2 separate regions of the Mus musculus genome follow, and region 1 is linked to region 2. A link is a loop called in an ENCODE intact Hi-C map of the cell type or tissue named here. Cell type or tissue: left cerebral cortex. All regions are shown on one strand. Links, peaks and the distances in the headings refer to the core of each region. The heading gives the core; the rest is flanking DNA.

What was found. Hi-C counts contacts between places; a loop is a spot of excess contacts. Peaks named below come from ENCODE experiments on the same cell type or tissue, not always from the same donor. Only the 100,000 strongest peaks of a DNase experiment are listed, where the experiment ranks them.
Region 1: it touches region 2 in a loop (2.3-fold over the local background); 2 of 42 quality-filtered maps call a loop at or near these places.

The regions. Positions count from the first base shown.
Region 1 is chr16:43,303,110-43,315,675 of GRCm38, reverse strand. All of the region lies in intron 4 of Zbtb20 (zinc finger and BTB domain containing 20), which reads right to left. It also overlaps the pseudogene Gm15711. Among named protein-coding and RNA genes, the nearest start is that of Gm9968, 54 kb to the left of the region's middle. In left cerebral cortex, for the core only: no CTCF peak of the experiment used is centred there; a DNase peak (open chromatin) is centred at 5,588; H3K27ac peaks cover 820 bases.
Region 2 is chr16:43,438,744-43,451,309 of GRCm38, reverse strand. The region is part of intron 4 of Zbtb20 (zinc finger and BTB domain containing 20); the gene reads right to left. Among named protein-coding and RNA genes, the nearest start is that of Gm15713, 25 kb to the right of the region's middle. In left cerebral cortex, for the core only: no CTCF peak of the experiment used is centred there; no DNase peak of the experiment used is centred there.

The sequences.
Region 1 (12,566 bases), core at 2,395-10,394, 140 kb after region 2:
TATGCAGACTGAGGAGGTTGTATTCATGAAGAATACATATATATATTATATATAAATTTAAGAATATATATATATATCTCCAAAATTTAAAAAGAGAAGGCTATGATTTTGAAAGTGAGCAAACATGGGAGGGTTTTCCAGGAGAAAAAGGAGGAAATGATGTAATTATATTAATCTCAATGTTGAGTATTATTTAACTATAGGTGTAAACAAAAAAGCTACTATATAAAGGTATGCAGAGATTTTTAACAAAACCAGAAAGGGTGTGTATACAGAGGAAAAAGTATAACAGTATCCACAAATTTGAAAGTAGATTATTTGTGGACAATTTTGAGTGATTTTAATTATCCTCTTGTAGTTTAATCTATACCCATGAATGACTTTCAAATGAAAAAGTAAAAACGAGTAGCTATGATAGGTCACATTCCTATTTTAGAGACGATAATATTGAGGGCAAGATCAGTAGAAATTGTAATTTTCCCCTTATTTAGTGCCGGAGCTTGAATAGAAACCAATGCTTTCATTTTTAATTAGTGTGTTTTCTGACCTCTATTTCTTTTCAGTTGTTACCATAATGGAGAAATTCAAAGGGAAGCCAGGAAGAAAGCCATGGAGGTGGCTGGTGATGCACAGAGTGAAAATGTGCTGCCAGCTTCTACTGAGTAGTCCCTATATGGCTTCAGGCTTCTCAGCGTTCTCATCAGGCTACATGTTTCAGAGCCCAACCAATACTAAACATAGTAGGCTGTAACAGCACCTCTAATTCTTTGCTCACGCTATGAAGCAGAACATTATCTGTGTATCATATGATTTACTGTGACTCTTAGCAGAGGATGTGATCATGTGTGGGACTGGTGCACATCACTACCTGCTGGCACTAAGTTTAGTGAAATAATTTGACTTGATTGATGAAATATTAAGCTACATTAAATGAGCAGAGACTTTACATACTTTTGTAGGGGACAAAATTCTAAAATTGTTAATGTTTTATCTTCCCATAGTAACTGTGTTAAAAGTGAAACTTGTTTTTCATGAAAAGGTATAGTTAACATACCACATCATGTCCTTCTGTACTAATCTGGGACCAAAATAAGCCACTGGGAAGGCAGGTCCCATTTCTGGAGCATTTTCTCCATCTTTGATGCAGTCTGGAAGGATGTATTTAGTACCAATAATTATCTCAATCACCACGCCCTGATACTCTTTCTACTGTATTGCCATTTGCATTCCAAGCCTCTTTAGTGCCTCCTGAAAGTAGATTCTGCCCTGTGGTGAATCAGATGGGGTCAATCTTAGATTTCTGTTTGAAGATACCAAGACTTTGCCATCTCTCATTCTCCGGGCTTCATGAAATTTCAGCAATGCTCAGAAACCCTCTGTATTGATTTGATACTTCAAATACTGGCAGAAACTATTGAGATTACTACCAATTGACTGGATTGACAACCATCTTCATCCTGATACATGGAAAAAATATTTAGATTCTCACACATTTCTATTAGTTTACCCAGAGTTAATTACACTTTCTAGGCTATAAACTAAAATACACATTCTTTCATTTACTAGGATATATAAGAAAACAAGCATGTAAGTATAGCTTTTGTACAGTAGCCCCATGTTTTATATAGATATCCTTCAGAAATTTATAATGCCATAATACACAGAGGTGAACATAAGGGTTTAAGCTAGCTTTGTCAATCAGACCAAGAACTGGCAATAAGTCACTGGCTGTAGTAGAAAGGAGAAAAGGAGTTGTGAATCAACAGTTACAAACAGACCAACAAACTTGAGTATACATGTCTGTGTATCTGCCAGATCAAGGGCTCGATCAAGGGTTGCTGTATATGTAGTAATCTGCATGGTAGTTTCAGAAGGCAGGGGTGGGTGAGTGACTTGAGGATGAATCAGAGAAGAGGAGGAAGAAGTTACAGTAAAGGTAGGTTTAGCAAGGCCACTGGGGTCTAAATGGGATAAGTTATTCTAGAAATGTCAAGACTTGTATGCAGTGTCTCTAGCATAGTTCACATTAAAAAAAAGCATTAAGTACTATTCCATGTTCTTTTGCATCAGAGTTGTTTCATCCTCAATAAGTCTAGAATAGACTCATCAATCTCTTCTAACATTGCAAAATATCTTGGCTGTAGTGGTTTGAATGAGAATGGCCTCTATAGGATCAATTGGTCCCCAGTTGGTGGAACTGTTTGTGAAGGTTAGGAGGCGTGGCCTTGTTAGAGTAGGTATGTGCCTAGGGGTGGGCGTTGCTCTTTCCAAAGGCTCATGCCATTCTCTGTGCTCCACCTCATGGTTGTCGACCAAGATGAGAGCTGCTGTTCCATCTTAAACTCTAATCCTCTCAAACCAAAGCCAAATTAAATGCTTCCTTTATAAATGTCTTAGCTCACTGCATTTTTGTTCTTCATAAAGCAAGTTTATTTCTGCAGAGGAGGTGTCTTAGGTTTACATCCAGGGAAGAAGCAGAAAGAAACTCCCCCTCTCAGAACAGGGTCCCCGAGTCCTCAGTAGCACGTTGTGTTTCAACGATCTTTACTGGGGACCAAAGAGGTTGGGATCATGAAGAGTCAAACTAGTTACCAGCTGCTCAAAGTTACTCAGGCTCCAAGGTGGACATGACAGATTTTCAGGGCCAAGAGACCTGCTGTGACACGGGGGCTGATTGAAGGTGAACAAAAGATCTGTCTGATTCCGGGGGCAGCCACAGTAAGGCCTGATGCAGTGTGACATCCTTTGCTACCTGCTGCTTGCCAGAAAGGAACCAGGCATCTTGACAGCAGCCTCTCAGGGATAAGTTCTCCAACCAGAGAGGCTGCACAGATAGCACGTGCACAGCCCTAGCCCCCTGCACCCGCCAATGTCCTCAAAATGGTACCGTGCAGCCGCTCCACCCTGTCCGTGGGCCTGCAGCTCCAGAAGTTCTATGATCAGACTCTGGTCGGTCACAGGATGGCAGAAAACTTCTTGGTTGTCTGGCACCGGTCGGAGGTCCCTCACATCAATGGCCCCTGTAGGGAGGATGGCGAAGAAGGCGCCTCCGAACAGTGGATAGTTTCTGGTGGGCTCCATAGATCTATTACTTGAGTCTGGACATTAGCGAGGTTTTAAAGAAACCTACATGAGCCTTTGAGGCATCATTTCCCCTGGTGTTCCTGGAGCAGCCACTCGCTCAGTGCATTTTTATCATAGCAATAAAAAAAAAGTATTAAGATACAGAGGAAGAGTATCTAGTGTACACTTCGGCTAGGAGCCTAGGCTTAAAGAGAATTGCTTCAGGGACTGCTTAAGTTAGAAATGAACCAAGGCATTAATAGCAGACAAAGATGACATACTAGCCTATAAAACAGGCTGAGACATTGGTGTGATAGTGGGGCAAATGTTATTGGTGTCACCAATCACTCTTGTTACATTGAAGGCCCACTCAAAGAGATGAAACCCATACCGGACACTGTCAATAATGTCAAGAAACTGTAGCCCTGAAAGTAAACAAGTAATTACTGTTTTTCTAAATATGATTAACAATAAAAATGAGTCCTAATCACTTACACATGGATTAGCACATCCCCTACTCCTCATCAAGGAAGCCTTTTCTTGCAGCAGATGGGAATTAACATAGATAACAAGAGACTTCTGAATGCTCAGCCCTAAATGGGAAGTCTATATCAAAGCCTTCCCCTCAAACTTCAGGGATCCAAGTGGCAGAAGGGGTGGAAAGTTTGTAGGAGCCAGAGTTGAAGGCTGACTTCACGAAAACAGTGTTCTTTTCAGACACAACTGGGCAAATGCACAAACTCACAAACTGTGAGTGCATGCACAAGAGCAGCACAGGGTCAATACTGACAAAAATCTATCATGAAGGAGACGAGGTGGGCAGGAAGTCCCCCTTAACATACATCCCTAGCTGTGGCTGCTGTTCGTGGCTGATTGCTCCTGGGAAAAGAAAACTTGTTTTCTTCAGTGGAGTGATACCTAGTATATCAACCCCATTCCAGGGCAGGTCCCATGCCCAAGAGTAATTCCTCAACATAAACTAGACTCATAGAAAGGAGATGGGTAAGGGAGGAGAAGAGGAAGTGGGAGGGGGAAAGACTATGAAGTTGGGTGGGGAAGGATCTGGGTGAAGTCAGGAGAGGGAGATAAATATCAAAATACACTGTATGAAATTCTCAAGGGAAATAATGTAGGCATATTAATACACTCACATTATGATCTGGCACTCATAAATACGGCTTGGGAAAGTCAGACAATCATCTACATTCAACTCTACTCCAAACGGGGTTGTCTAAATTCTTCAAAGATATCAAACCTTGGAGTAAATCCTAAACTGTTCAGCTAAGAAATACAGTTCTCATTATTTTCGTCAGAGTCATTCCTTTATTATTATCCTATAGTATGATATGTATTGATCCTTCTGTGCTTGTGAGAAAAATGTGAGAACAAATTTTGGAAAATAAGAAAAAGAATAGTGGTATTTTATATTATCTTGCCAAGATGTACTGAAAGATTTCCTGACATTTTGAATTCATGGCAATATGCTTTTTAGTTAATATTTTTATAAGGTTTTATTAAAGTGGAAGACAATTGAAAGTTTAAGGGTTATATCTAAATGTATTAAGCTTGAAGGGTTTAGACATAAATGAGTGCTTTATAGGAAGTTATTGAGATCTGTAAGCTTCTAGAACAGATTTATCAACGCTGATGATGTCTGCTCCAGATCACCCTGCCCAAGCAGCTCTATAAGGCGGGATTCAGTTTATTCCACAACTGACCAGGCAGCAGAGGACTTTTCTGGAACATACTGGGTTGGAGGCTCACATAAGGTTTAATAATAAATACTTTGTATTTTAGAATAGTTGATAAAGCAAACATTCCTGTGTTTTGATGTATAAAGGAAAGGATTGTGCCCTTAATCTGCAAAACTACAGCAGGGCATGCTGGGCAGGTTACAGCCCTTTACACAGACATATGTGGCTTTTCTTTGACAATGAGTGGGCAACTCTTAAAAAAAGTTTCAAAATAGAACCCACCCACCAGCATTTTCCACCCTGAGACATTAAACTCAGTTGCAAAGAAATGAAATGTTACTATTTACAAAGCTCTTTTCATCTTATATCCTGTCTTTTCTCTTGTGCATTTTCTTTTTTCCCCCTTTCTCCTTGTTCCCTTACCTACTTCATTCTACCCATTTGCTCGCATTTCCTAAGGCCTCCTGCCCCTATTATTCTAAAATCTGTTCATCCTGAAACAGGCTTCACCAATGGAAAAGAAAAGGCCCCAGACAAAGCCCTGATCTGAGACAGGGCCCTCCAGAGGGTGGTGAATGGTGACTGGAGTCCAGCCTGTGGGGCTGAGAATGTTAACCATTCTGAAGGCTCTTCCCTGGAAAGCCATTAGGCTTCAGCGGGCTTGATAGCTGTATCAAGCCTTGTGATTTCAAAGCTTTCATGGCTGACAAGGACTTGCTAATTTCAAACTTTCTAACCAATTACAATCACAAAGAACTCAGGACAATAATCAGCGAGCAAAATGAAACTGCTCTGGGAAGCAGCCTCTGCAGGTTTTACTCTTGAGGCTTGGCAGCCAGTGTGCAGCTGGGACTCGGCTTCAGCAAATAAATAAAACTACACCATAAACTACAAACATACACAATGGATCCCACTCGCTGCTGTTCCCAGTAGTGGGGTATGGAGAAACCTTCTCCTGCATTCAGCCCATTAATTTCTGATGGTGTTAATTAAAAACTTTTGATGCTGGTTTGAATGGAAAAATACCTCAAACAGTGTTTCCTTTATTGAGGCCTAAGTTCTAAGTGTTGGATTATTAGGTTAGGCTCTGTCAGCAGTGAGACCAACAGAAATGCTTTTCATACCATCTGCTTTGACCAAGAAGAATAGTAATAGCGATAATAAATACATTAGTAAAAAGGAGGAAGAAGAGAAACTGTTTAGGTTGAAAACTCTGTATTTCAACCTAGTTTTGAAGAGCTATATTGAAAATCCAGGTCCCTGAATACAGAACAAATGGGTAAGAAAAATAAGAGCAGAGAGAGAGAGAGGGAGGGAGGGAGGGAGGGAGGGAGAGGGAGAGGGAGAGAGAGAGAGAGAGAGAGAGAGGGATTTCTCTAAATTCTTACAGAACATTTAAATTACCCCATGTTCCAGGAACTGAATATTTTATATTTAAAATGCGAAAGCTGCTTAAAACAAGCGAATCAGCTGCTAAGTGATTTCTCTCTGGCTTTTCCCTCTCCTATCTCTCTACAGGCTGAAAAAGAATGCCTACAAAGGTATATCCACCCGATTTTGTGACTTAAGAAACTTACTATAATTACTGAGGACTGGTGTTTCCTGCTTAAGAGCAAGCTGCAATGGAATAAATGGAACTGAGGGCCTAGTTATCATCCACCCCCGTGAGATGCAGAAACCAGTTCCAAAGGCCTAACCCAGGTAGCAGGTAAGGATGCTGAGCCCTTGCTCTGATTTCTCTACATCCTGGGAACCCTGGGCAGTCTTGGGAATTGAGAGAGCACATGAGAGGATAGCAGGAGGAATTCTTTGCTGTAGCCCAGCAAATGACACCCAGGACCTCTATCCAATGCCTTGTGACATATGAAACAAACCCCTGAGATATTCAGATTAGTTTTTCATATTCGTGTCTAATTTTGTTACTTACTAGTTCCCTCCTTTGCAATGGACAGGTTCTGGTAGTTTTGAGTACCTGTAGTGAGGACCCCAAAATGCCATGTCACAACGACCCTACTTTCTTTGTACATTACTATATCCAGAGACTATCACTTTTTTCATTTCCCACCTTGTTTATTCATACTACCTGTGAAATCAACTTGCTCCTTAAAAGACCACAAAACTTCTGGCTATTTTAGCCAAAGGTCTCATCACCTACTCTTAATTACCATAGCTTTAAAAAGGATGATGGGCCATACAAAGGCTAGCCATTTAAGCAGGTTTTCTTTCCTTCCGTCCCCAAAGTCAGGCTTCCCTGGCCTCTGCCACTGTGACAGTCTGCAGAACTGACCCACCCAATGTGATGTGACATAATGGTGATCCTTTAGAAGAATCAGCAGCAACGACAGAAAGGCCTCACAGTAAGGCATGAGCAGGGGATATCCTGACTGATGGAGCTGAAACTCCATAAAGGAAACAGCTTTGCTCAAAGCACAGGAATCTGTTTGCTCACAAAACTTATGAATTCTACTCTGAGCAAATTGATAGGTGATCCTGCCTACAAAAGGGCTAGTAAATGTAAATTAACTAACAGAGATATAGCAAATGAATGCATTTAAAGATGATTTTCAGCTGAAATGATTTTTTTTTCCTAGAGACCAAGTTTTTGTTAAACTTAATCCTGACTCTCTTCCCTCTCCAGCAGCAGAAACATCTGGTCGGTTTTAGATTCCCCTTGGATTTCCAACTTCAAAGGGAATTACAAAGAATAACAAATTCATGTACCGGCAGTAAAAAAAGAAAAAAAAACCTAGAGCAGCGTGAAGGAATGGTAAAACTGTCCTTATTTGACTGCTGGTGACAGGCACCAGAGGCAGAACTCTGAGGAAAGACAAAGGCAAGATCACCTGTTGACAAGCAGAGTCCTGCAAAGCACTAAACCTGAGATGCACAGGGTCATAAAGAGCAGTGCATCTGGAGGTGGAATTTTTTTTTATTTATATGCTGCAATGAATAAAATCGTATTTAATATATAAAATGAATTGGAACAAAAGAAAATGATTCACATTTCTCTAACAAAACCTTCATTGAAATACTAACAAATAAATCAATACAAATTTATCAAAAGGATGACTTGGAGACAATCTTAGAGATCCCTTTGGCCTTTGAGTTTTGATTTAATTGTGAGGAAACTGTGAATTTTTATTCAAGGGAGGGTAGGATAAGTCATCTCAGAAATAAATTCAGCTCTAACAGACCACAGACCTATCATATTGTGATTAAAAAACTGTTCTCCAAGGACTTGAAAAGTATCTGGTGTTTTGTCCTAGATTCTGGGCACTTTGTGTGAGGACTAACCAGATACTGAAGTCATGCTAATAGAAGAGGGTTTGAAAGAACTGTGATATTTGTAATTGTAAGGATATTAACATGCTGTATTTGATAATATATGATAAATACGGAATTATTTCTCTCTATCATTTTCCTAGTAAAACTGAAATACACTTTCTAGAGTCTAGGTCTTGATGCAATCAAGAGAATGAGACAATCTAGAGAAAGTGCAATGCTGCCATTGTAATTATCTTTTATAAACAGCTTTCCCTCATCCTTGCTTTATGTGCAGTATCTACAACAACAACAAAAACAAACAAAGGACATGATTAACCAATCAACTTGTTTGTGGACAAAGAAAGAAAAATAGTTAAGGGCTAAAAGTCTTTAAATAATTAATTCCAAGAGTCCTTACTCTTAGGATTGAAAGGTTACAAGATCTCCATGCTACAAAAAACATTAGATGAATTCAGAGTGGCTATCAAATACCCAGAAAACAAGCTGTTGGCATATATCATCAAAAAATCAGAAATATTTCTACAATGAAGGTCAGAACTCATAGAAGCAGTTCTCATGGGAGTCTAGAGGGGCCTCTGGAGCAATCTCCAGATGGATAGCCATTTCTCAACCATCTCCCGTTCAAACTGTAGTCTAGTCAAAGGGAAGAATGGGGATTCCTCCTCAGCATCCCGATGTGAAAGGACTGTGATGAGGATATAAGAATCTCTTTAAATATCTGCTTTAGCATGGATTTCATTCCTCTCTCCTCCCATGTGACAGAGAATCACAGGAGTTATCTTGGGGAAGGAATAACATAATTTTTATCCTCTTGTCCACAATTGCATAATATATGTTTAATAAAAACTTCCCAGAAAATATGCCAGTTTCATGGAATAGAGAGGCTCGGCAATCTAAATAAAACCTTCTACCTCCTTTGGCTATGATTATCAGCATCTTTAGGCTTAAAAATCCTGTCATGCATTTACAAAGGATCCCTTGCATCAAAATAAGGAGAGTCATTCAACTATAATCATGAGCTTAGTTCAGAGAAAGAGGTAGAAAGTGGATTGCTACTTTATTCTTAGTGTTACACATAAGGTCACAAATACAACAGTGACCCAAGAAGCCACACATAAGGAAGAAACAGGAGCTATTTTTCAAGGCGTTTTTCAAACAGAACTTTTATCAGGCTCAGGTGATGAGCCTACTGATCTGTTGGGAGTCACAGTTACTTCTGAGATGGCTTCAGCTACTCTTTCTAGAAGAAAATACTATCACTATTATTGATAATTATTACTATAACTGCAATCATGATGAAGTTTTGGTGGATAACTTGAGTACATGGTATAATACACAAACAAGAAAGAATCATGGTTTCTCTGTCAAAGAAATGTACTTTACAGTTCATGTTTATGACAGGAACATAGTACACCATCACATGTAAGGAAAAGATGTAAATAAATGACCATAAGGTGCTGTTAGTATCCATGTTAAAATAACGACAGGAAAGTGAGTTGCTATAAGATATGGATACTTTGCAACTTTAAAATAGTACAATTGCTTGTTACTGCTTTGTCATACCTGCCTGAATTCCATGGCACCAGGGCACACTTCAGCTCTTTAGCTGATATTTTAATGGTGGTGATGTCAAACCATAGTAGAGGAAAATAAATGTTCAGAAGACAGATGGAAAGAGAAGAGATAGAAACAGGAAAAGAATTTGTATTGTTTACACATGCACAGGAGCAGTTTCTACAGATGCTCTGTTTGATTGGATAGTTTATTGCTTGTGTTATTACTTTCTTTTTTCCCCGTGTGCTTTTCCTACCAGCTTTGGCTGAAAATATTTTGTATGTGTCCATTCTGTAAGCCATCATATTTTTTCTAGAGATTTAGTGTGGTGGAGAAATTTTTTATATCTTCTCGAAGGGTTAGGCACATCAATATTCCAGCCACTCACTTTCGAGGCCAATGGAAACTGCACCAAAGATTAAACAGGCCAAAGTAACACATAAATTCAGTTTCTATGGATGCAGTGTGTACTTGCTCACATCCTGAATATCTGATGAGTTCAAAACACCTGTTGGCTAACACATCACCACTGAACAGTCTCTGGCTTAAAATTTAGTAAGTAAGAAAGGAAAACTTGCAAACAGGTACTGTACACAAATCCCAATTCAACACATCATTCAGAATGTATAGAGCTCTTTTGTGAAACTTGTGTTCTATCTATGGAAAAGTGGCTTGTAGATGTTTCTCTGGAGACCTTGGGACAACCAGAGTAATAAACACAGGCAGTGATGTGCAGCGGATTATTTCCTCTCCTTGGATATAAAGCTGTATGTATAAAATTATATAATGTTCCCCTTTTCAGATTTAAGAGTCCCATGTAACTACCAGGTGCTTTCCTGTTATCAAAAAAGCCTTAAAATCTATACACATTTGAACGGAGCACTAAGTTAGGTTTAAGTACTTTGCTTTGCTCTATATAGTAATGGCTTAAAGCAGTTTAGAGTTCTACGTGGTCGGAGGATGAACTTTTTCTTTTACTTCAGATGAACAATTGCATATAATACATTGATATGTTCAATGATAAAGATAAGTGATACTGTATAAGTCTGCTGTGCAAGTTATCATCCTAAAATTGAGTTAAGCAAAAAGATCCCAAAGAAAACCGTTTGTCTCAGAAGCCTATCTAACGTTAGAGTGGTCTCTTCTCCAACCCCACTGTCCTTTGGCTAGCACATGTGCCTGAGGGTGCTATGGCACAAGCTGCTGAGATATTTCCAGTCAGTTGCTACATATGAGAAGACATGAGGCCAAGACACGAAGAAGAGAAACAGTGTTCCATATAATGATGAGAATTGCTTTTCTGAAACTTTTAAAAACATCAACATGTAAAAGCATCCTAATGAACCAGAAATATTGGCTAATTAATTAACTGTCATGATATCTGAGTTTTTCAAAATAACAAGGCAATACAGTGGGAAACTGACAGGCCACAGGTTAAGCAGTGAATGAGCCAGATGATGAATGCACAGGAGTTCATTACCGTAATCTGCCTACATTCATGGATTTGAAAATTTTGAAAAATCATCTTAAAATATATACTTCATTTGAACTTTCAATCATTTATCCATTATTTACAGACTGATTCACACATTGTTCATATGCAAGGGACTATAGAAATGGAAAAAGTAAAATATAATGCTTTTGTGGGCATTTTGATTATAGGAATAGAATTTATTTATTTAGAATGTCTATAAAGACTTTGTAACTAAATGAAAAATTCTTAAGTTAAATTTTTAAAAAAGGAACAAAAAAATTACAGAGGAATTCCAAGCACAGCATATTCGAAAACTATGTCCTCAGAAGAAAATGAGAGTTAGAAAATGTATCAAATAGGTATTAATGGTTAGATTTAAATTATAGATATAATTATTTTAATTTTTCTTCATTTTACTCCTATGTATTTTTCCAAATTATTTTTAATGAACAAGTATCATTTTTAAATGAAATAAATAATTGTTCATTACTAGACAAGATGTGCTCCCTCCTCTAGAAGGTTTCCATGTACTAAAACAGAGAAATGCAAGCACACAGCACTGCCCACTCCTTCCCTCCGCCCTGTATCTTCGTGCCTGAAAGCGGATACACCCAAAGGCCAAGCCCATCAACTTATACTTCATCTGATCACAGAAACAGAAAACACTGGGGAGGAATCTGCTTCTTTTGCAAGTCAGCCATAGTGTGGAATTGTGGCTTTTCTGTGCTGATATCATTTTGTGAGTAATGCTAAGAGAGAACAAGTTAAAGTTACCAAGTAGGCCTGTTCATTGTGCCTCTGGGCTCCCACTCAGAGCAGGTTTACCTTGGGTAGCAAAACAAGTAAAGCAGGGAGTCGGGGCTGGGGACGGGAGAAAGAATAACAGTCCTAAAGCCATGGCCTTCGGTGGCAAGCAGGACACGCTCAGGGACAGAGATAGAGTGGTGACAGAATTAGAAACAGTAACGGTGACAACTATGGATCATGTGCAGGGAGCATGGAAATTCCCCACAGAAAGCTCTGTCTCACCCTAAGAGATGATTTTCTTCATTTACTGCACATTCATATGAAGTGCAGTCAAGAGTGTAACTTTAAAGGTTTGGATGACTCTGCTGTTTATGACTAAACAGGACTAGAGTGCCAGGCAGAAGAGAGCCAGAAGCCAAGCGAGGTGTTCCTTCCCTCCCCCTCCCTCTGGAGCACATTTGTCATTACAGTTTACAGCCTGCCAGCCTCTAGCAAACTCAGCTCTTTCTGGCTGTCTCCTACCTTCCCATCCTGCCTTGCTCTCCTCCAGGCACCTACTACCAAGACTGTTCAAGGACACAATGCTACACTACCCTTCTAGAAACTTCACATAGTCTCACCAGAAGACAAGCAGCCAAACTCTAAACCTGTGTTTGCATTATCTTGGCACTATTAATTTCCAGTAACAGACATGTTTATCTGTAGCTCCACAGGCCGCTCCCTTTTCTTCTTGGGGATATATGCAAGTG
Region 2 (12,566 bases), core at 2,911-10,910:
CAGAGGACCCTAACCTTAAATGACATGGGCCTCAGGGCCGTGCATTACACATTCCTCAGTTTCTTTGTGGGGAAGCTCCTCCTTCAGTATCTTTAGTGCTTTCTGAACTGAATCTCTAGCACCACTGAGGCAGATGGTTAGCACAACGCCACGAACACTAACTTTGCCACAAGCAGTGCACTAGTTTTCCTCCTCACATATCTTCCAAACAGCAACAGAGGAGCTTAATGTGTGTAAAGGGCATCACTGTTCCTCTCACTTCTTTTCAGACATTTTCATCTCATATAAACAGTACTGATGGAATTATAAATACCATTATTCCTCCTTCATGGCAATAGTCTTATTATCTTGCATAAACAGAAGTGAACAAATACGTACATGACACTAATCAATCCCTTTTTTAAAAAATGCAGGTTTTATATTCCTAAACAGTGGTAGAGGAATTTAATGAATTCAACATGTAGTTTACTTGTTTATTTTTTGAATGTTAATGAAGTAAAACCAAATTATTGCTTAAGTTATTCCAGGCTTACATCATCCATTAACACTGTCCATGCCAATCCAGGGCAGGGAGTTGGTGGACCCCGTAGCAATAAGGTCCAAGTCCCCTGAGTCAATGAACAAGGGGCTTGGTAGCCTGGGTAATATGTCAAGATGCTGGCCTGGAGATTTCCATGTGTGAAGCAGGTAGAAAGAGTTTGCTAGCAGTGAGAAAAAGTTATTTGAGGGCATTAGGTGAAAAGGCTAACAACGTCAAACCCGGAAGTGGTCTGAAGAGACTAAGGAAGTGGACAGCTACAACACCTTCCATCTTCTCACTGGTCCCCTTCTTCTGAGCACTCTCGCTGTTACTGTCTTCTACTACTTCACACCTTTTGTCCCTCTGTTCCTCACATTTTTTTCTCCTACCTATTTATAACAAGTAATGGGAATAATTTAAGAGGAAGTGAAGGAAAAAGAAAAGAACTGAGAGGCTTAGGATAATATACTGCACACATACACACATATATAACCTATATTTGATTGATGAAGAAGCAGAAACTGGGACTTTTGAGATTTAAAAAATTCATGGTATGTCTGGTCATATTAATCTCTAGACCAGCTGGGTTTTAGGATTGCTAGAGAAGCTATAAGAGGATCAGGAGTAGGGAAAAAAGGGAAAAAATTGGAATTCTATAAGAATTCATATTTGGAGTGAAAGGAGGACCTCTTTAGAAATACCTATTCAAATTCCCCCCAAAGATATATTTTTTAAACTTATATATAGATAACACCAAGAGAAAAGGCTTAGAAATTCTCTCCTAGGCTTTAGGAAACTACTCAACCCTACACAGTATGCTCATTTCCATCCACTCAAGAAAGAAGGATAACTGGGGCATGGTATCTCACAGTGAATAACATGGTTGGTTACTTTGCTAGGATGACATATGGAGACAGGGCCCATAGGGACAGAGCTGTCCTTAAAAATACAAGGCAGGTTTATCTGAATGTACAGGGTAGACAGGATTAACTGTACAGTGTCACCTACAAAGCATATAAAAGCATTCTTTACCAAGCACTAACTTTCTTTGTGCAGGATGCTGGCAAGAAAATTTAATATGATCAGATGGGTGTGGTGTTACCTGCTATAATCCTCCCAATACTGAGGCTGAGCCAGTGATTTGGTTAGCTTGAGGGGAGCCTGAACTACATAGTAAGAACCTGTTTGAAAATACCTTATAAAACTCAAATCAATATTAAGCTTATGGGAGCTCTCTTTTGGAGCTTAGGTAGAGAAAGGTGGCTGAACCATCCATATCTGATGTTTATAGATATGAGGAAGCGAAGAGCTAGAAGAAGCATAGAATAGAGTCTAAGGATAGTACTACATTTGCCTTTTGTGAAGATAGTCCCCTTTGTTTCATGACACGTTTCTATTTCTTCTTCTCTTTCATCCTTTAAGATGAACATTCTTTGAAAATGGCAGTGAGCATGGCTGATGCTACAGTTCAGATCACGAATATCTCCCAAAAGCTCATGCTAGAGGCTTGGTCTCCAGTCTGTGGTGCTTTGGAAGTGGCATAACCTTCAGAAAGGAGGGTCTGCTAGAAGGAAGTCTGGGCACTAGAGGCATGACTTTGATGAAGATATTGGGACTCTAACCCCTACCTTTCTCTTTCTTCTGCACCCAGTCCTGATCTAGTCCAGAAGTCACAAACTTGTCCCATGATATCCTGTGCCCACATGGGTCCAAACTGACAGGCTAATGGGTTATGGATCAAAGACCTCCAAAGCCATGAACCAGGAAAGACCTTTCTTAAAGCTGATTATCCCTAGAATTTGTGACAGGCAAGCAAGGCAGACCAACAGAACTCATAAAAGAGTGGTGAGTGGGGAAGAAACCCTGAGCACATCTCTGTTTCTGATTTTGTTCTATGCCCCCAGAATGATGCTCATCCCACTGTCTGTGGCTTCCCTGAGGTCTATGGCAAAACATAGGTGCGGCAGGCACACACTTCCGTACTGGGACATCTCTGGCTTAGGAGAAAAAAAAAAAAGGAACTCTCTTCTATGTGCTCACCACAGCTTTTGGTTTCCCAATTTCTCTTAATCTATTAATATTCATTTTCTTTTCCTTCCCACCATTAGGGTTAAAGGCCTCCTCAGCCTCCAGTCCTTGTCTCTGTGGTTTCTAGCTGTGGCTTCCTAGTTCCTGAGCTCTTATAGACCTGATCTTGTACTTCTTCTTTATCACCTAAGCTGCTGACTAATGTGGAGAACAAACCAGAAAAACATACAGCCTGGTGCCTTTCTGAATTATGGAGCCATGAACTGACTGAGAAACGTCCTCTGTAGACTAGTGTATTTGAAAGCCTGGTCCAGGTTGCGGCACTGTTTGGGTAGCCCATAGAAAATTTAGGAGGCAGAGCTTCTAAATTGGAAGGAAGTTTGAGGCTTTGTAGTGTGGCCTTTCTCTCGCTTTCTCTGCCTCCTGTGTGTTGATGAAATGTGATTAGATAGCTTCCTCATTTATAGGCTAGTCTCACCCTCCTGTTGCTGTGCTTTCCCTACCATGGTGGGCTGTAAGTCATCTAGAACTCTAAGGTCATGATGTTTGATCACAACAGAAAGGTATGCCATCAGAACTACTTGCAATTCTTTTTTTATTCCTATTTGGGTTTTGTTTTGATTAGCTACTTTCCCTGATCACTTGGTTGGTTCCTTAGAATGGACCTGCTACCCTGTGCTGTCAGCAGTGAGCCTGGCCTCTTTTCATGCCATGGAAGCAAAGGCCACGCTCCATGGCTGACACTGAACTCATCTGTAACATCAAAGGGATCACTGATGACCTACTCCAGGATTATAATGTAGCACTTACTCCTTTTGCCTTTCAATTTCCGACTGCTGCCAACACACTATAGTGGCTTTCATATTAAGTCTCCAACAAAGACAATAATCATAATAAACTAATAAATGAGCCACCGTTTTCTCTGGGCCTGATCTTCCTGCCTCAGTGCCAACATCAAGTTTCCTATTTACTTCTCAGCCCAATTAAAATCTGATTTGTCTAGTTGTGCTCCTAATTCAACCTTTTTGGGGCCAAGATCATCAATGATTTTTAATAAGCAGAAAGAGGCTTATTTTATTGTAGGGGTTGAGCTACGTAAGCACTAGGAGCCTGGTGTGCACAGCTTTCCTCGTTGGTTTCTCTATCTTGGCACTTGTGAGTTTATCTAGCCTTGCCAGTCTCTTCTGCTCTTACCTTGTACATGGATTCCATGACAGTCTGCTTGCGTCTGAACAGTTGGAGGTACAAACTACGATACATGTGGTAGCCTGTGTTCTTGAATTTTGAGTACCTTCTCTGGACAGAGCATACATTTGTTACAGATGCTGTACAGAGCTATGCTAATGATAACACATCCTTCCACTTGCCTGTGCTCTGTAGCTGCCCTACCCTTTGGTAAGGTGTTCACTGGGATCAAGCCCTTGTGAATGGACAGTCATAAACAGAAAGATAACAGCCAGTCTTTGATCAACTCCGTGGATTAAGTTCTCTGGAGTTGGCAATACCAAGGTTTCGAAAGCTGTCCTGTTTCATAGAGGATGATATGGATGGGCCTTTCTACAGCCTAACCACATTGAAGGCTATGGCTTTGATGGGCCAAAATAGACGCTGTCTTCCTTATTTTGTCTGTCATGGTATTTTATCACAACAATAGGTATGTTTTCCAGCGGAAACTGGGAATCAGTACTGTGATGGATTAAAAAATGTCTGAGTTGCTTTTTCAAAAGTTCATTCTTCACTACCATTCCTTTCTTTCTAAAGTCAAATTTACTAGAGTTCATGCATTTTGTATTTTGACCATTCAATATGTTTAGACTTCTGGGATGATTAATCCTGTCAACTTGACAGCATCTAGAATCACCTAAAGAGACAGCCTCTGGGCACCTCTCTGGGGTGTTTCCAGAGAACTTTAATGAGGAGGAAATACCCACCAAGTAAGCAGAAGGCCCCACCTCCTAGGCTGGGTCCTGGGATAGACAAGAAGGAGCGAGGAGGCTGAGCCCCAGCAACCACTTCTGTTTAGTTCCTGGCTAGGGTGGGCTGCACTCTCAAGCCTCATGCCTGTCCTTAAGATGCTCTTGTCAGGTATCTTTGCCACAACATTGAGAAAAACAATTAGCACAACTCCCTTGCCCCTCATCTGACATCTTTAAAATAAAGCTAGCAACAAACTCCTTTGTTTCATATGCAAATTCCTTTGGAATCGTTCAGCAGCTTTTCCTATAAAACTCATTGTCTTGTCAAATTACATACCTTGGTGGCATTTGAGAAATATGCTATGCAGTCAGGCCCTTCTGATGTCCCATGCCTCCTATGTATGAACACAAATTTCACACAACAGTGCACGGTATAGGTGATTAGCAAACCAGTTTCCATACAGCATTGAAAAAAATAGATACTGTTTTGAGATGCTATGATTAAATTTTACTTTTCTTAAATTCTTAGATGGAAGTTCTAGCAGGACCCCTCTTCCCTGCCTAGTACTTCAGACTGTACTTTGAGAACACGTCCACTACAGAGGTGACTAATTGAGGTAAGGTTACACTAGAAGAGAGAGGGGAAATTGGCCTAATTTAATAAGACCAATGTCCTTATTTCAAAGGCGGAGTTTGAGCAACTACACACAAAGGGAGAATGCCAAGTGGACATAAGGCAGAGACCGGGTCTTGGTTCTCCAGGAGGCACATCAAAGTGACCAGAAAAGTCAGCAAACGCTCAGGAACCAGCCTTCCTGAAACTTTGAGCTAGCAAAATTTTCTTAGAAAATTACACACACACACACATACACTGGAATACTAAGTTTCTCCACTCATCAAATACCTACTATCTATTGTGTATCAGCACTGTCTAGAATGCTGAGTGAATGGATAAGGGCTTCAGGGCTTCACCATCCTACTGCACGAGCAACTTATTAAAAGTGCAGAATTATCAACCAGATGCTATTGACAGAATGTCTACCACTTACTCATTAAAGAAAATTTCCTGAGTGACCACAATAAACCACACACTATTCTAGACCCAGAGGATAAAAGTGTTGACAGATCAAGGTCTCCATCTTATAGGAGCTTAAATTCTACAAGAGGGAACAGAAATTAAGTAAGAAAACCTTAATAAACCATAAAACTTTATTTTGTGTCATACAAACAATACCTTATTATCTAAACCCTTTTAGTCTTGAGGAATGCTCAGGATATTAGCAATACTTAAACATATTCCTAAATCACACATTTTTATTATTTCTCTTACATTCTTGCATCTCTAAAAAAAAAGTCTGTAATATCCTTAAGATCAATGAACTTCAACTATTCTCAAGTTTCCAGTTAAACACAGTTCTACTAGTACTGAAGAACAATCATGTTACTCCATGGTTTCTAGAATAATGACCAGCCTAGTGAATTTTCAGAGTGAGGGTGGGGTCTGTGCTAGTGAATGCACAGGTTAGAGATGCTTAGACAGGACATCTCGACAGCTATATTTATCTATTAGTCATTAAGCCACACAACACACAATTAAGCAATTCTCAAGTGCTGGGGATGGTAGGATTGTGCACAGGCCAGATCTGACACTGGTCCTCATAACATTTACACTATGGGAAAAACATGAACAGGGACATCATGGTTGCTTCCCTTATGACCCTGGTAAGAATTTAGGGAGGGTGCTAGGAAGATACCTGGGTTCAGAGATGTGCCCACAGGACTTTCTGGGAAGAGATTCTTGAAGAAGTGGTGCCTGAATCCTCTGCTGGGGATGGGGATGCATTATTTATTCAAGCTAAGAGCCTGAAGTCTTGGGTTTTCCCTTCTTCATCTCTTCACCCATGTATACACATTTCAAATACTTGAAAGCGTTTTTCAAATATCCTAAGAGCACCAAATCTAATCAAAAGTGAAGGACTCTCCACAGTAAAGGGACCAAAAATAGAAGGGGGAAAAAAGCCCTAATCTCACCACTTGTTTTGAAAACACCCCAAAATGATCAGAATACATTATAAACTAAAACATATGAATTAATCACTCGCCAAGTTTCATTTTAAACCCAAAGCCATGTTGAGGTTCATAACTGAAAAGAATCTCTTCAATTCTGAGCTTGTCTTTTCTTTCCTGGCTCTCGGATGGCTGGAAGCATTTGCTGTTAGGCTGCTTGGAGAGAAAGGGATCTCACTGGTTGGAAACATGAAACACACATTTTCCAGAACATAGTTCCGTGAGATCAGTACTTGTTCACAGCTATACTCCTGATAAGTACAAGAATGCCCGGTAGACAGCAGAGGCTCAAAAAGCCTCTCTGTCCATCTGTCTGTCTGTCTCCCCCTTCCATGTGTGTATATGTGTGTGTGTGTGTGTGTGTGTGTGTGTGTGTGTGTGTGTGTGTGTGTGTATGGTTTATGCATTTACATGGGTATGTGCACTCGTGTCAATTAGAAAGCCAGAGATAGATGCTGCCATTTTCTTCAGTTGCTCTCTACCTCAGTTTTTGAGCTGGGGCATCTCATTGAACCCAAAGTGCATCAATTGCGCCAGGTTGGCCAGCCAATGAGCTCTAAGAACCCATCTGTCACCACCTCCTTTCTCTAGTGTCCCAGTTCTAGATTACAGGTATGCACTGCTGGGCCCAGTTTTCCATGAATTCTGAGGACCTGACCTCAAGCTCTCTCCCCAGACCCTCATGAATAACTAATTAAACCAATAGTTTGGGTCTTCACGTGTTCTCTATCTCATGTCTTATTGGAGTTTCATCTTGCTTTATGACAGTGGTTCCGAGTCTGGGGCTATTTTTGTCCTCATTAGGGGACATACACATTTTCAGCTGTCAAAGTTCAAGAGTTGTTCCTGACACAAGGAATACTGCTAAATGTACTGTACACATCAACTGGGTCAAAGTTATAAGGGCCTACTTCAAATCCTGTGTTTCTGTTGTGTTGTACACTGGAGTCTGCTCTGCCCTGCATTTGGATGGAAGATGTGTCCTGAAAGAAGCATTCCAGAGGGGCCGGTTACCTTCCTTCATTCCTTCTCTAACCAGCAGAACTAATCCCACTCTAAGACATGCTTGGAGAAAAGCAGCCTTGCCATTTGTTTGTCCCACTAGATCAGTATGTACTTACTGAGGAACTTACGTGAAAGACTGTACCCAAAATAACAGTGAATAATTCCTTACAGAATATTGCTAAGTTTTCTGAGTTTACTAAAGAATACTTCCTAATTTCAGTGAAAGTAGACTGTTTAGATGCTAGTAAGGAAAGGATCTTCCTTCTCTCGCAGCTTAAGGACGTCTTGTAAGGCTCAGCACACCAGGTTATCTTTTATCATGATAAATCATATCACCTATTCTATCAAATCTCAGGAATGAATCTTAGACCCTGGGTTTGTAGCACGTCCTCTGCTGCCTTTCTTGCCCTGCACATTGAAATGCTGGTATTTGATTCCCAATCCAATGGAGAAGCTTGGGGCACAGGGCAGGGCATGTGCCAGTTTCCCTACTATGAGGGCAGCTCCAGCAATCATGATGTTGTGGCCTGTAACCCAGTTACCATAGAGACGGAATACATTAAGAGTGCATACAGCATTGTAACTGGGAGGGAAGACTCTTTTTTTAAGATATACAGATAAGACACCAGAGAAAAGAGGCTGCTAAGGGAGAAGTAAAGCAGAACCAAGTCCCCATGAGTACAGAGTCTAGGAAACAGAAACAGCAGAGACTACAACTATAGCAAGACTACCATGAGCTTCCCTCTCATTGGCTGCCTCTAGAAAATGTCAAATATTGGAGGCAGAACACATATTCCAAAGGTATAGAAATGATGTCAGAAATAAGATAACTTTGGTTTTTATTTCTTTTGTTTTGTTTGTTTTTGAGACTGGGTCCAACTCTATATCCCTAACTAGATTGTTACTTTCTATGAAGTCCAGGTTGACCTTACATTCACATAGATCCTCTGTGAATTGCCTCTGACTCCTGACTGTAGGGATTAAGTTTGTGTGCCTGGCCTGGGAATTACCCAAGTTCTTAGATTCTGTTTCCTTCCCTGAGGGTGGAAAGAAATAGAACAAAGATGTCTTTCATCCCATTGCTTAAGACAGGAGTCTCCTTTAATATCCCCACGGTTTGAAACAATTATAGCCAATGGATATGAGGCTTCACAGAACAGAGATTGGAAAACAGAACAGATAAGTGATGTGGGCGTTGTTGTTCATATATAAACAGACTTATTTCATAGTTTCCTAAAAGCAATGACGGTTTCATGTAGACAATTTTGTTGTCCTTCCTATTTTGATGAACAGAACTATTACTGAAATCAAGGCATGCCTGGAATATAAGAGGTCAGGAATCAAGTTTCTGAAGTTTTTAAATAGAAAGACAAACTAAAGTGAGGGTGTACATTGGTGTCACAATGGGTGAGAGTTAATTAGAACAAAAGTATCAGACAAGTTTTTTGATGTCTGGCTCTTGTAATGTTTCATAACACTTCAAAATAGTATGTCCACTCCCCACTGAACATTCATTTCTTTCCATTTTAAATGCTTTCATATCTGCATCTTGGGCTCTTAGTCTTCTCTTCAACACTAATGTTTTTATTTCTGATATAGTAGGCAATACAACTGGACATCTCCTAAATTCTATACTCCTGAAGCTAATTCATATTCTTCAAGCTTTTTTCTCCTTTGTTCCCCATGAGAGGAAACAGGATTAACTATTCACACACCTGCCCAACTGATATGCCTTCTCTGTTGCCTTTCATTTATCCCCCAAATAATTACCACTCCCACATAGACAGGCAAACGTAATGCAATTTTTAAATAGCTAAAGATTCTTCTGTGCAGAGAAAGCAAGATTTCCACTATTGACTTTTTAAACTTACAAATTTTATAAGTCTAATTTTATTTAAAACTTACCTTTTAAGAATATATACACATATTAGTCCATTTCTTAACAATTTCCTTTGTATAAAGTAAGAACAAAAGCTTTCAATACAAATGAAGTTTTTCTTAGTAGGCAGAAAATCTGGAACCTCAAACTATTTCAACTGTTAGTCAGAGGCACCAAGGGCACCAATAAACACATCGGCTATTTTTATAGTCACTTGACAGCGAGGGGTTTTAAGTCTATACCTTATTAGGGAAGTTTCCAGCCGTGCTCTCCTGTATGTTTGAGTTCTACTCTTATCTAATTTTATAAATAATTTCCAGAGCTGCTGATGGTGCACAGTGTGGTGTGTCACCACTAACCCTGTCTCTGGTTTCTGGCAACTTCCGGCCTCGCCATCTCTCAGCGTTACTGCACATGTCTATAGCACATCAGCTAGGCTAGCATTGCCTGCCACTTATTTCAGTGGCCCATTGTATTATGCTCTCTTGTTTCCAAGTCTCTATGCATGGCACTACTCATCTAGAGTATCCATATTCCCTGACAAACATTTACTGAATGAAAAAGAAAAATAAACACTTTGGATGTTGCTGTTTTGGGCATGAAACAGAAATAGTAGCCTATCAAATGTTTTGGATAAACCTACATAAGAACTCTTATTTTCAAAATTAATTTTGAAGAATCTCAAAATTTTGCCATGGAGAATCATGGGGCCCAGACCACAATATTATGTTTTTTTTTTTTTTTTTTTTTTCCATTTTTTATTAGGTATTTAGCTCATTTACATTTCCAATGCTATACCAAAAGTCCCCCTTACCCACCCACCCCCACTCCCCTACCCACCCACTCCCCCCCTTTGGCCCTGGCGTTCCCCTGTACCGGGGCACACAAAGTCTGCGTGTCCAATGGGCCTCTCTTTCCAGTGATGGCCGACTAGGCCATCTTTTGATACATATGCAGCTAGAGTCAAGAGCTCAGGGGTACTGGTTAGTTCATAATGTTGTTCCACCTATAGGGTTGAAGATCCCTTTAGCTCCTTGGGTACTTTCTCTAGCTCCTCCATTGGGAGCCCTGTGATCCATCCATTAGCTGACTGTGAGCATCCACTTCTGTGTTTGCTAGGCCCCGGCATAGTCTCACAAGAGACAGCTACATCTGGGTCCTTTCGATAAAATCTTGCTAGTATATGCAATGGTGTCAGCGTTTGGATGCTGATTATGGGGTGGATCCCTGGATATGGCAGTCTCTACATGGTCCATCCTTTCATCTCAGCTCCAAACTTTGTTTCTGTAACTCCTTCCATGGGTGTTTTGTTCCCACTTCTAAGGAGGGGCATAGTGTCCACACTTCAGTCTTCATTTTTCTTGAGTTTCATGTGTTTAGGAAATTGTATCTTATATCGTGGGTATCCTAGGTTTTGGGCTAGTATCCACTTATCAGTGAGTACATATTGTGTGAGTTCCTTTGTGATTGTGTTACCTCACTCAGGATGATGCTCTCCAGGTCCATCCATTTGGCTAGGAATTTCATAAATTCATTCTTTTTAATAGCTGAGTAGTACTCCATTGTGTAGATGTACCACATTTTCTGTATCCATTCCTCTGTTGAGGGGCATCTGGGTTCTTTCCAGTTTCTGGCTATTATAAATAAGGCTGCTATGAACATAGTGGAGCATGTGTCCTTCTTACCGGTTGGGACATCTTCTGGATATATGCCCAGGAGAGGTATTGCACAGCTAAACAAAGAATTCTCAACTGAGGAATATCGAAGGGCTGAGAAGCACTTGAAAAAATGTTCAACATCCTTAATCATCAGGGAAATGCAAATCAAAACAACCCTGAGATTCCACCTCACACCAGTCAGAATGGCTAAGATCAAAAATTCAGGTGACAGCAGATGCTGGCGTGGATGTGGAGAAAGAGGAACACTCCTCCATTGTTGGTGGGAGTGCAGGCTTGTACAACCACTCTGGAAATCAGTCTGGCGGTTCCTCAGAAAATTGGACATAGTACTACCGGAGGATCCAGCAATACCTCTCCTGGGCATATATCCAGAAGAAGCCCCAACTGGTAAGAAGGACACATGCTCCACTATGTTCAATATTATGTTTTGCATTAAAAAAAATTCCTTTCAACTCAGTACAAGAAAGGCTTACCCTTTCCTACAATTTATCTAAAAATATTTATGAACACCCAATGCAGTGGCATAGGGTGAGGCACAGGGGATGTCTTGGAGGGCAAAATGGACAAAACCCCAAAGAAATAAGCACCTAAGAGAAAGCCTTAGATGGTGGAGCCTATGATCCATTGCAAATGGAGACAAATGTGCCAATCAAGCACATGTTTGAAGGGAGTAAGTGATAAGAAGCAAATGGTGGGCCTCCAGGAACAGAAGGATGGTTGCTTGAATCAGGGTAGCTATGGTCTGAGTGGTAAGAGACTGGGTGCGTTCTGCAGGTTAGGTAAGGCCTTGCTTTAGAGTGAAGATTCAGTAAAAGCCTAATAATGAGGATTGGCAAGATTTATTCAGGGAAAACCTTTGCAGCAGTGTGAAAAGCAAGTGCAAAGGACCTGCAGACACACAGCGGGGAGGGGGGGGGGGTCGGGGCTGGGGAAGAGGGAGAGAAGGTTCCAGTGCGACTGAGTGGAGAGTGTGGTATGGATCCTCTCCTCACCTGGCCTTTTCTTTCACTTGAGAGAAGCCTCCCAGCCCTGACAGTTGGGAGCAGAGGACTGGCATGAGCTGACTGTTTACCTAGCACACTGCGGAGGGGCTTCCTTTGGAGAATAGCCTGGATATTTTAAGGGCAGAAGCAGGAAGTGTAGTGAGGGAACTCCAGAAACAATCCGTGTAAGGAAGGAAAGCGTTCTGAGTCAGTAGAGAGACGGGATGGGATGAGCGGTATGGATTGGAGGTTATACTGCTGGGTTTGCTTATTGGTTGGATTTGTGAGAGACATAAAAGGCTGACAGAGAGATATGGTTTCAATTTGAGCAACTCTTAGGATGGAGATACCATTCACCTAGGGGGTTAGCCTGCATATTTGTTAGATAAAATATGTATTCCTAGTATGTTAAGTTTAAGATGTTCATTAGACATGCAGTGGAAATGTTAAGTAGGAACCAAGTGTGGATCAGAGACTCAAGCTAGGGTG